3 separate regions of the Homo sapiens genome follow, and regions 1 and 2 are each linked to region 3. Evidence: chromatin contacts called from ENCODE Hi-C or POLR2A ChIA-PET data. All regions are on one chromosome and are shown on one strand. Each heading gives the region's core, a stretch centred on a gene start or an enhancer-like site at or near the end of the contact. The rest is flanking DNA. Distances are from core to core; before and after follow the strand shown. Region 1 overlaps DOCK8 (dedicator of cytokinesis 8). Region 2 holds the start of DOCK8-AS2 (DOCK8 antisense RNA 2). Region 3 overlaps DOCK8 (dedicator of cytokinesis 8).

Region 1 (3,281 bases), core at 1-2,500, 48 kb before region 3:
ATATGCCAAGATGGTTTCATCATCTCCTGGTTTTTCCAAGTCCCGTGGGTGGTTCCTCCTAACTATTTTTATAATTCAGGGACTGAGGGGCAAAGGAAATCCATGCCAGTTCCGTGACTCTGTGTTGAAGATGTATAACTTTGCCATTAACCAAGACTGAGAGAAGAACGTGTCTTCAAGAATCCAATATAGTTTTGACTTTTCCAGAAGCTTCTATTCTAGTATGATGCAAAGAGGTTGTATTACGTTAATTAAGGAAACACATTTCCTAACTTGCTTTGAGACCCTGGAGGGGACCAGAAGCACAGTCCGGCTCCCCTTGCCCTGTGTGTCCCTGTCCGCTCCACTTGACACCTGCCCCACTGTCTGCCTAGGCTGACCAAAGGAGAAATGGAACACTCATTATTCCACCGGCAAATGGAGTCATGGGATAATGCCCACCCTATTATTCATGTTCCACAGGGAAGGGAGAGACACCTGCACAGTGTTGGACGGAATTGGGTTTGATCCGGGCCTGATAACCTGGGCCTAATTAAGTCCTTCATTTAAGCACATTCTGGGATTGGGATGAGGATTAAGTGAGGTAATGTACATTACATACCTACATTACTTTACAATGTACGTAATGTACTTCGTAATTAATGAAGAACCTAGGGCTTCATAATGCAGTTAAATTGGTTCCTTTTTCCTCCTGCCTCATTCATTTGCTTCTACTCTTTGATGAGTGCAGCTAGGTGCTAGGCTTGGTTCCTTGGGTAGAAATGGAAAAAGGAGGTCACAGCAGGAGTCCAAACCTCATCCTTTCTTCAAATTAAGTTGTTGGAGTTTTCCATTGTGTGGGGGAGTTGTTTTTTGTTTTTTGTTTTTTGTTTTTTGTTTTTCCTGACAAAGCCTTTAGTTCATGAACAGTTTTATGTAAGGGAAGTGCATCTAATAACATAAGCTTGGTCTCAGGGACTTCCAGCTTCAGAGCAGAGTAATGTAAAATGAAAAGCAAAACACCAGGCAAATTCTGAGGAGCAAAGGGGCTGTGGCGTTTTACAATCAGAGAAGTCATCATTCTTGCTAAAAGTTATTTGTGTATAATGTGCTTTTGAAACAGGTCTCCTGACTTTTATGAAGAAGTGAAAATTAAGCTCCCCGCTAAGCTCACAGTAAATCACCACCTCCTGTTCACCTTCTACCATATCAGCTGTCAGCAGAAGCAAGGAGCCTCCGTGGAAACTCTCCTGGGATATTCAGTGAGTTGTTTCCAGCCTGCTGACTCACACTGCAGTTGTTGGTGCATCTGAGGTCCCTGCAGAGATAAACAACCAAATTCTATTCACTTGATTTTTTCCAGTCAGAAGTAGCAAAACATGCTAAGCCACATTATAGCAAGAGGCAGAAATGATTTGCCTTAGCAAATGTCAAATTTCAGGAATGGAAAGCTAGCGGGTGATAGATGTTGGAAGAATACTCATCTGTTTTTTAAAAAGCATTGCAGTGTTCACTATTTCCAAATTTAATATCCATGCTTCACGTATAGAACTAGCTTTGTCCCCCAAGAAGAAACCATTTTTTCTTTAAAAGATATAAAAGGTGAAATAAACATTGATGTTGTTCAGACACACACAAACATTGGCTACAGAGAAAAATGCTACTGCTTTAGCTCCAAAAGCAATAAATCATCAATATTACCATTTCAGGAGGTCTCGGAGATTTAAAATGCAAAGAACTGGACAGAAATTACTGCCAAAAAGAGTACTGGTCAATATCTACTCACTGTTTAGTTGCATTTGATTATTGCGAGCTAGATAAATTATCAGAATTATATGCTGTAATAAATACCACTTTATTATTTACATCATCTGTTTCAGTGGCTGCCAATTCTCTTAAATGAACGTCTTCAAACTGGATCCTACTGTCTCCCAGTTGCCTTGGAAAAATTGCCACCCAACTACTCCATGCATTCTGCTGAGGTAATTGGCAAGCTGGCCATCAGCTGTTTCTTGTCCAGCTGTAGTCTTGGACCACCTTCCCAGACTCACTTTCCATTCCCATGTGGCCATGGATGTTCATCATGTTCTCAGAGAGCACATTGTTCTGATAGGATGGGAGGAATAACTGACTGTGAAACCTCATTCTTTTAAATGCCACCAAATCAGAATGTTCAGTAGACGCAACCTACACCCAAGGCAGCATAACCTTGCATTATCTACCACAGAGGGATTCCCAGAATAATGTATTATAGAAGAGGAGGCAAACTAAGGCCATTCATAGTAAACAACTGTTCCCATCAAGGATCCTTATAAAAGATTCCCAGGCCAGATTCATCCGTTTCTTTCTTGGGTCAGTTGTCACAGCCCTCCGGTAGATACCAAGGTATTTATTCTCCTACCAATCCCAATGCCAATAGCCTTTCCCACTTCCTGTTTCTGGCACTTTCTCTTGCTCATCCACTCTGCTGCAGTGCACCCATTTAAAGAGAAGCCCAGGTGGATCAACTGAGGTCAGGATTTCAAGACCAGCCTGGCCAAGGTGGCAAAACCCCATCTCTACTAAAAATACAAAAATTAGCTGGGCCTGCTGTTGGGTGCCTGTAATCCCAGCACTTTGGGAGGCCGAGGCAGGCAGATCACTTGAGGTGAGAAGTTCAAGACCAGCCTGGCCAACATGGTGAAACTCCATCTCTACTAAAAATACAAAAAAATTAGCCGGGCGTGGTGGCGGGTGCCTGTAATCCCAGCTACTCGGGAGGCTGAGGCAGGAGAATCGCTTTAACCTGGGAAGTGGAGGTTGCAGTGAGCTGAGATCACACCACTGCACTGCAGCCTGGGTGACAGAGTGAGACTCCATCTCAAAATAAATAAATAAAAAATAAATAAAGGGAGCCCAGGGGACTGTCCACCCTGACTGCACCAGCTGTCACACTGCTAGCCCACTTCTCAGTTCCTTGCATAGGTTTACATCAATAAGTATTATTTTGAAGTAAATCTCGGACATCATATTTCATTTTAGTCTGCATCTTAAAAGATAAGGGATTTGTTTTTAACCATCACAATACCATTGTCATACTTTAAAATTTTAACTGTAATTTCTTAGTATCATCAAATATTCAGTCACTGATCAAATTTTTAATTATCCCACTAATGCTATATTTTTGACGCTTGCTTTTTAAAATTGGTATTCAGATAAGGTCCACACACTGATATTGATTGTTACATCTCTGGAGACGCTTTTAATCTACAGATCCTCCATCTCTTTTGCTTTCCTTGCAATTTTAAGTTGAAGAATTTCTC
Region 2 (3,168 bases), core at 273-2,772, 50 kb after region 3:
GTGCACATTCCTGATCCCTAAGTCCTTGATGTTGCACCCATCTTGAGGAGCAGTGCTCTCTCTGGACCGATGTTACTGAATCCAACCCAGTTCCTACTTGATGTTTGTGGCATTAGCTTGGCAGCTAGTTTTTACGTTTACTATTTTTACTACATATTAGGAGATGGCAAATTACTGATAGCCAGGATAAGGGAATGATTTTCAAGGCATTATAGCTCTAAAAAACAATTGAGAAATCAGCTCCCTCATCACTTCCTTAATGCAATGAGAGAACACGACACGGATGAACAAACTGTTCTGTTATCCAACAAGATTATCAAGAGTTATTAGTGAGATAATAAAAAAGTATATGTGACTGCCAAAAGTCTCCAGACTAAGGACCAGAAGACCTGGTTTCTTGTTCTTTCACTTTCTAGTCCTGCAATTCTGGCGAAGATACTATACTGCTCTGAGCTTCAGGGTTTTTTTCACTGTGAAAGAGGGTGCAAGTTCCTCCACATTCTTCCAATCTACTGAGGAAACCCAATGAGATAATGCATGGGAACATGTTTTGGAAACTCAAAAGTGCTGCCCAAAATGTAAGGTAACACTGTTTACAATTGACACTTCCAGAAAGTTTAGCCAGCACCCCCACACATGGCATCCGCTTCTGACAACGTTAATCAAAATCAGGCCAAAGGTGCAGGCAGGACAGAGGCCTGACTTACCAGAAAATAAACGTCTGGTCTATTCCACTTGTAGTGCCAGTTTACATTGTCTGGCGAGAGCCAACTACCAGGGCCTCCGGGTAGAAGAAAGAAAGGGTATCAGTGGAACTGAGAGTGTATACAGTGGCGCCTGAAAGCGGGTAGAAGAAAGAAAGGGTATCAGTGGAACTGAGAGTGTATACAGTGGCGCCTGAAAGCGGGTAGAAGAAAGAAAGGGTATCAGTGGAACTGAGAGTGTATACAGTGGCGCCTGAAAGCGGGTAGAAGAAAGAAAGGGTATCAGTGGAACTGAGAGTGTATACAGTGGCGCCTGAAAACCCAACCTCGCCAGGCTTCCCTGTCTCCTGTGTGCAGCATGTGTGCAGTGCATTCCCCTGGAAGGTAAATTCGCGGAGTCCCGCAGCCCACCTGTGTCCACCTAGCCTGTAAGTGCCCCCTGAGGGTATCAAAGCACGCGGACTTCCGCCTGAAGCAAAGCCACCGGGCGGCAAGTTTCCCCGTTAACAACAACGAAGACAGAGAGGACTTGGCAGCTGTGACGGATCTGCAATAATTAAACTGACGTTGCTGTTTAGAAGCCTGGGGGTCGCCTGCAGCCTCCCAGGCTCCACTCCATCGGCTCCAGCGCTGCAGGCGGGCCGTGCATGTCTCTAGATGCATATTAAGCAAAAAGTTTCTAAAGAGGATCGCGTGGAACCCAGCAATTGATTAAGAATCTCAATGGCCCTAATCCCCTGAGAATTGAACTAAGGGCTCCCCAGCAAACACAGCGATTTACATGGGGCCTAGAGAGAGCGAGCACTGCCGGGGGCGGCGGCGAAGGGCAGCAGTGGTGGGACGGGCGGGGTAGGGGGAGTTACTGAGCATGCGCCCGGGTAGGGGCGTGGGGGAGTTACTGAGCATGCGCCCAGGTAGGGGCGTGGGGGAGTTACTGAGCATGCGCCCGGGTAGGGGCGTGGGGGAGTTACTGAGCATGCGCCCGAGGGTGTTTCGGGGCGTCCGAAGCGGGCGTGCTCCAGCCTGCTCAGCAGCGAGTGGTTGGAAATTAGCAAAGTGAGAGGGTGCGTGGCCTGAGGGACTCGGGGAGGCTGAGGGCTTTTTTTCTCAACACTGTGAAGCTCAGGGAAAGGAGTAGAACTGGGAACCAAGTAAAGTAAAATCGTGGCAAGTGGGCATAGACCTGAAATCTCCTTCGTGAGGGAACCCAGAACGTGCAGCTCAATGTATGTTTGGAACGAACAGGTGAAAGGAAGCAGGAGGAGGAGGGAGTTCTAGCGAAGACTTCGGAGGGAAGCAACCCATCCCCTGCCACAAGAAAGCACCGCCACTCCAGTGGGAACGGACACGCGTGCACACAGCCACGAGTGAGGTTTGAAAGAGGCCCCACCCTCCATTACACCTGTGCTCCACCGTGGCCCCCAGCCAAGTTTAATCTCCCATTCAGCACTTACTTCTGGAAGCTTCTTTCCCTTTCCTTCCCACCACTCATTGGCCTTTCACCCCCTAGTTTTTTGTCTGTGTGTGGGACTGTCTTCCCCCACTCCCCTTGACTGAAGTTCCTTGAGAGCAGCAGCCCTCTTTTTATCAGGGAAGAGATTTGAAGCTCAGGACATTCTTATCCAAGTAGGTGCTAGCCACCTGGGTAGTCAAGACAGGGCCCTGCACAGTTAATGTGAATCTTGTCATAATGCCAGGGTTATTGTTTTGCAAGGAGCCGGTCATAGAACACTAGATTGCATTGTCACTGGGAAATAAGCTCATTCTATTAGCTTGTTTCTCAGCTAGCTTATGTAGAAATTTGCCACAGTTGTTACTGCTGGGCACCTGCCCTGGATCTGATCATCAATTATATCATCTCTTCCATCTGATGGACTGCACCTCACCCCTTGCTTTTTCAGAGCTGGCGAAGCTGGGCCAAGGAAAGCGATAGTGCCAGCTGAGTGGAATGTGCAGGAAGGGACCGAGGAGGGGCACTATGTACTGGAGAAAAGAGATGGGGTCTCCAGGACAGGGGTAAGGACACTAGACTGAGGGCACAAAGGAAGGAAACCACAAGGAAGTAGAGTAGGGAAGTGGGGAGCATGCTGAGGAGAGAGGTCAAGAGATGGTGACCGCTCTCTGCATGCCCCAAGGAGATGGTGATGACACTCCCAAGTCCATGTGGGACTCCCTCCTTATGCGGGCCTCAGTCTGTCATCTTCCTTGGAGCAGGACCAAAGTAAATAAGATAAAGTCACAATTTCTCATCCTTCTTCACTCAACTTTTCTTTGAGGTGAGTTGGCATTTTTGTAAAAGAATGCATTCTCTGCCAGATGCGGTGGCTCACCCCTGCAATCCCAGGGTTCTGGGAGGCCAAAGTGGGAGGCTTGATTGAGGCCAGGGGTTCGAAACCTAGGCAACATAGCAAGACCTCCATCTCTGTAAAAGAAATTAGCCAGGCATGGTGGTGCATACTTGTAG
Region 3 (3,225 bases), core at 26-2,525:
TTTCGCCATGTTGGCCAGGCTGGTCTCAAACTCCCAACCTCAGATGGTACACCCACCTCAGCCTCCCAAAGTGCTGGGATTACAGGCGTGAGCCACTGTGCCCAGCCTCTTCTGTCATCTTCTGATGGGAGAACTCAGCTTAGAGCAGGCATTGATTATTTCCGCCTCATTTTGCTGGAAAGAATCATTGTGAGGCTGGCAGCTGAGGTGCACACAAGTCAGAAAGGGTTCTGGCAACAGCAAGAGATGTGCAGATCAAATTCAGGCAGTCCCAGTGGTGCTGAGTTCAAGTTCAAGAAACCGGAAAAGAGGAAAACTTGGGAAATCTGAAATCCTTGCAAAGGAGATCAAACCAAGGCTCTCTGAGGGTGGAGGCTTAGGCTGTGTTCAGTCTATGTGTGTGTAATTCATACAGTGTAATGCCTCCAAAAAAAAAGACTGAAGGAGGCTGGTAGCTTAGCGTAAGGGCTTCTTAAACAAGACTGCAGCTTTTCTAGGACCCCAGGGAGCCTAAGGAGGGTTGTTTGGCTCTGTCCTTTTGCATGGACTCTGTGGGCTCAAAGAGGGGCTCCTCTGGGAATGTATCCTCTGATTCAGTTGAGGTGGGATTCATCTCTGTTCATTGATGAGCTCTGACTATCCCTTGTGAAGACAGCACTGCATCCTCCAATGTCATTTACTTTCACATTTCAATGTAGGGTATAGATGTGCAGAGAATTTAACTTTCTTCTCCCGTGAGAAAGCAGCATCCTGACCTAACTCTTCTTGCTGGATGACTTTCTTGTCTTCCTTCCTGCACTTAGCAAGCTCCATCACCATGAGGATTGGGGGGACAGTGAGGCAGGAAGATGAGACAGAGAAAAGACATTTGAGATTTGACATCACCGATCTTACTGTTGGAGAAATATTGTGTGACCTCCTCCACCTTTCTAATATCCGTCTTACCAAAGTTAGCTGCTTGAGGTGGTATATGCCTTTTACATTATTTGCCTCTAAGGGAAAAACTCAAAAGCCCAAAGTTCACCTGTTAGAACATAGTCCTTGTGAGGTTGTATCTCAAGATTTCCTTTATTCTTGTCAACAAACTCAGAATAACTAAAGTTAAAGTTGCTTTATAACCTCTATTATTTCCATCCAAAACTAACATTTCCCTCCCATACCCACAAATTCCTCATTGCAATTTCACCAGTACATTCCACTGGATATTAGCTACGCTGCATGAACCAAGGGTGCAGCCTCATTGTTGTTGTTTGTGTTGATGAGATGAGTAACAGAGAGTGCGCTCAGCACTTTAAAATGAATACTTGTGGCCAAAATATTAAAGCAAATAGCCTGAACCCCCACACCCCAGCCCCAGGCAAACATAAATTATGGTTAAACTTCCATTACAGAGAACTCCACAAACATGGATTTGATTAATTTGCTGAGCAGTTCATGACCCTTATGTTATACTTTGCACTATGTAACAAAGAAGCTAAATCTTGAACAGCAAGCTTATTCATGGCACCCAGCCAGTTTCCTTCTCCCCTGTAAGTCTAACCCTCTGCTGCCCAGCACGAAGGAGAAATACTTGGAGATCTTAGCAGCATGAAAGCCTCTTTGTATCACTGGGATTGCAGCACGCATGATCAAGGCCCAGGGGTGATCACCAGGCCACACTGCTCCTAAGACAGAGGTACTCAGATACGTGGCTGAAAGCCTAGCTCAAATACTGCCCCAGGTGAGCCTCTTTGCTGAGTAGCGCTACTCAAAGAACACAGCTTCCCCTGCCTAGGGAAGGCAGGGCTACTGGCAATAGATCTCCAGCCTAGCAGTGATGTACAGTCATGGTATTTTAAGAGAACACTTTGAATTTTTCTGTTGCTTGACTGTTAAGCCTCAAATTTTTCTGTTGCTTGACTTCTTCCCTGGCCTCCATCCCCCAATCTGCCTCCCTTCAGCCCTATAAGCAGTACAACATGCTGAACGCGGACACTACTCGCAACCTCATGATCTGCTTCCTCTGGATCATGAAAAATGCTGATCAGAGCCTCATTAGGAAGTGGATTGCTGACCTGCCATCAACGCAGCTCAACAGGATTTTAGATCTACTTTTCATCTGTGTGTTATGTTTTGAGTATAAGGTAAGTCTGGAGTGGCACAACTTTATACCAGCTCTTATCTCTCAATTGCAATTCTGTCTTCTTACTCATCCCCTTTGTTTGGGCCATGGAGGCATCATTAATTTTTCTCATTTCTGTATTCAAATCCATAACCCATTTGTAGGTATAGATATGATCATTTCACAGGGAAAGGATCTCTGCCTTCTGCAGAGAGAACCCCATTTCTGTTGACAGAGTTTTGGCCCATAGGATGCTCCAGAGCAGCATCTCAGTGAAGCACATGTCAAACTTAGCTGGCATCACTGTGGAGTGTACTGTTTTGGTAACTCTCCCCATCAACGGAGATCTCACCAAAGGACATGTCCTCCTACCTCTGTCTTGTCCAGGGAAAACAGAGTTCTGACAAAGTCAGTACCCAAGTCCTGCAGAAGTCAAGGGATGTCAAGGCCCGGCTGGAAGAGGCTTTGCTCCGTGGGGAAGGGGCCAGAGGGGAGATGATGCGCCGCCGGGCTCCAGGTGTGTTGGACTGGCCCTTCCCTGCTCTCTGTCAAGCAGTTTTTCACTGTTTGTGGGGAGGAATGTCCTCCCAACATGATTAGACACCATTACTTTCTTGAGATATTTACGGTAGTGTCAGAGACAGCGGATTCTGGGAGTCTGTGTGTGACATTTGTGTTAGCCCTGTGCCTGTGAGGGAAAGCGCTGTTCTACAATTGTAGGAACCCTGAAAACAGCACCAAATGACATCTTTTAATTAAAACTCGTTGATGGTAAAAGGTCACCTCTAAGAATGTCAGTCATGGATGAGGTGGAAGGTGTTTCCCTCAAGGCTGAGGCCTTTCTATGTGACCTTTGGCTAGTCTATCCGGAGCATGGTCAAGAAACTGAACAGTTCTGGCCCCAAGATCATCTTCTCGATCATTCAGGGCACTATTAGAATGGAACCAGTTCCCTGAAATGGCTTCAGAGTGTCCCAGTCATTCAAGGATTCCACCACAGGAGGAATGATCTCAAAAAGGCTGAGCTTGAATAGAATGAAATCCCCAGGTACCCTCAGTCTTATTCACCATGCTCAAAGTAAAACAGAGTGACAGCTTATTGTATTCGAAGGGACACAGTGGCA

What was found. A loop is a pair of places that touch in the nucleus more often than their neighbours do. ChIA-PET counts read pairs that join two places held with the same protein, here RNA polymerase II (POLR2A). Pooled maps may share reads with other maps.
Region 1: a map of GM12878 shows a loop between it and region 3 (6-fold over the local background). The contact joins two enhancer-like sites. A Hi-C loop is called at or near these places in 5 of 168 maps with a recorded cell type or tissue (CD14-positive monocyte, CD8-positive, alpha-beta T cell, GM12878 and 1 more). POLR2A ChIA-PET finds 5 or more read pairs at or near these places in 7 of 52 experiments (A673, CD4-positive, alpha-beta T cell, MCF 10A and 4 more).
Region 2: a loop to region 3 is called in a map of CD8-positive, alpha-beta T cell, with 3 times the contacts of the local background. The contact joins the promoter of DOCK8-AS2 here to the enhancer-like site in region 3. A Hi-C loop is called at or near these places in 4 of 168 maps with a recorded cell type or tissue (CD8-positive, alpha-beta T cell, GM12878, PC-9 and 1 more), 1 of 37 single-sample maps with no recorded cell type and 1 of 50 pooled maps. POLR2A ChIA-PET finds 5 or more read pairs at or near these places in 3 of 52 experiments (MCF 10A and activated T-cell).

The regions. Positions count from the first base shown.
Region 1 is chr9:370,326-373,606 of GRCh38, forward strand. It overlaps DOCK8 (dedicator of cytokinesis 8), which reads left to right. Exons shown (of 48, transcript NM_203447.4): 17 at 1,103-1,241; 18 at 1,860-1,961. Among named protein-coding and RNA genes, the nearest start is that of DOCK8-AS2, 98 kb to the right of the region's middle. Within about 2 kb of position 1,251, at least 2 of the 41 ENCODE cell types and tissues checked have a DNase peak (open chromatin) inside an H3K27ac peak, as active enhancers do.
Region 2 is chr9:468,607-471,774 of GRCh38, forward strand. It overlaps DOCK8-AS2 (DOCK8 antisense RNA 2), which reads right to left and starts at 1,523. Exons shown (of 2, transcript XR_002956871.2): 1 at 708-1,523. It also overlaps a transcript of KANK1 not described here. RefSeq lists enhancers at 351-400, 641-740, 1,273-1,798, 1,301-1,450 and a silencer at 1,561-1,610.
Region 3 is chr9:418,461-421,685 of GRCh38, forward strand. DOCK8 (dedicator of cytokinesis 8) reads left to right here. Exons shown (of 48, transcript NM_203447.4): 31 at 1,941-2,123; 32 at 2,489-2,618. Among named protein-coding and RNA genes, the nearest start is that of DOCK8-AS2, 50 kb to the right of the region's middle. Within about 2 kb of position 1,276, at least 2 of the 41 ENCODE cell types and tissues checked have a DNase peak (open chromatin) inside an H3K27ac peak, as active enhancers do; they include PC-9, where a contact is called at or near this core.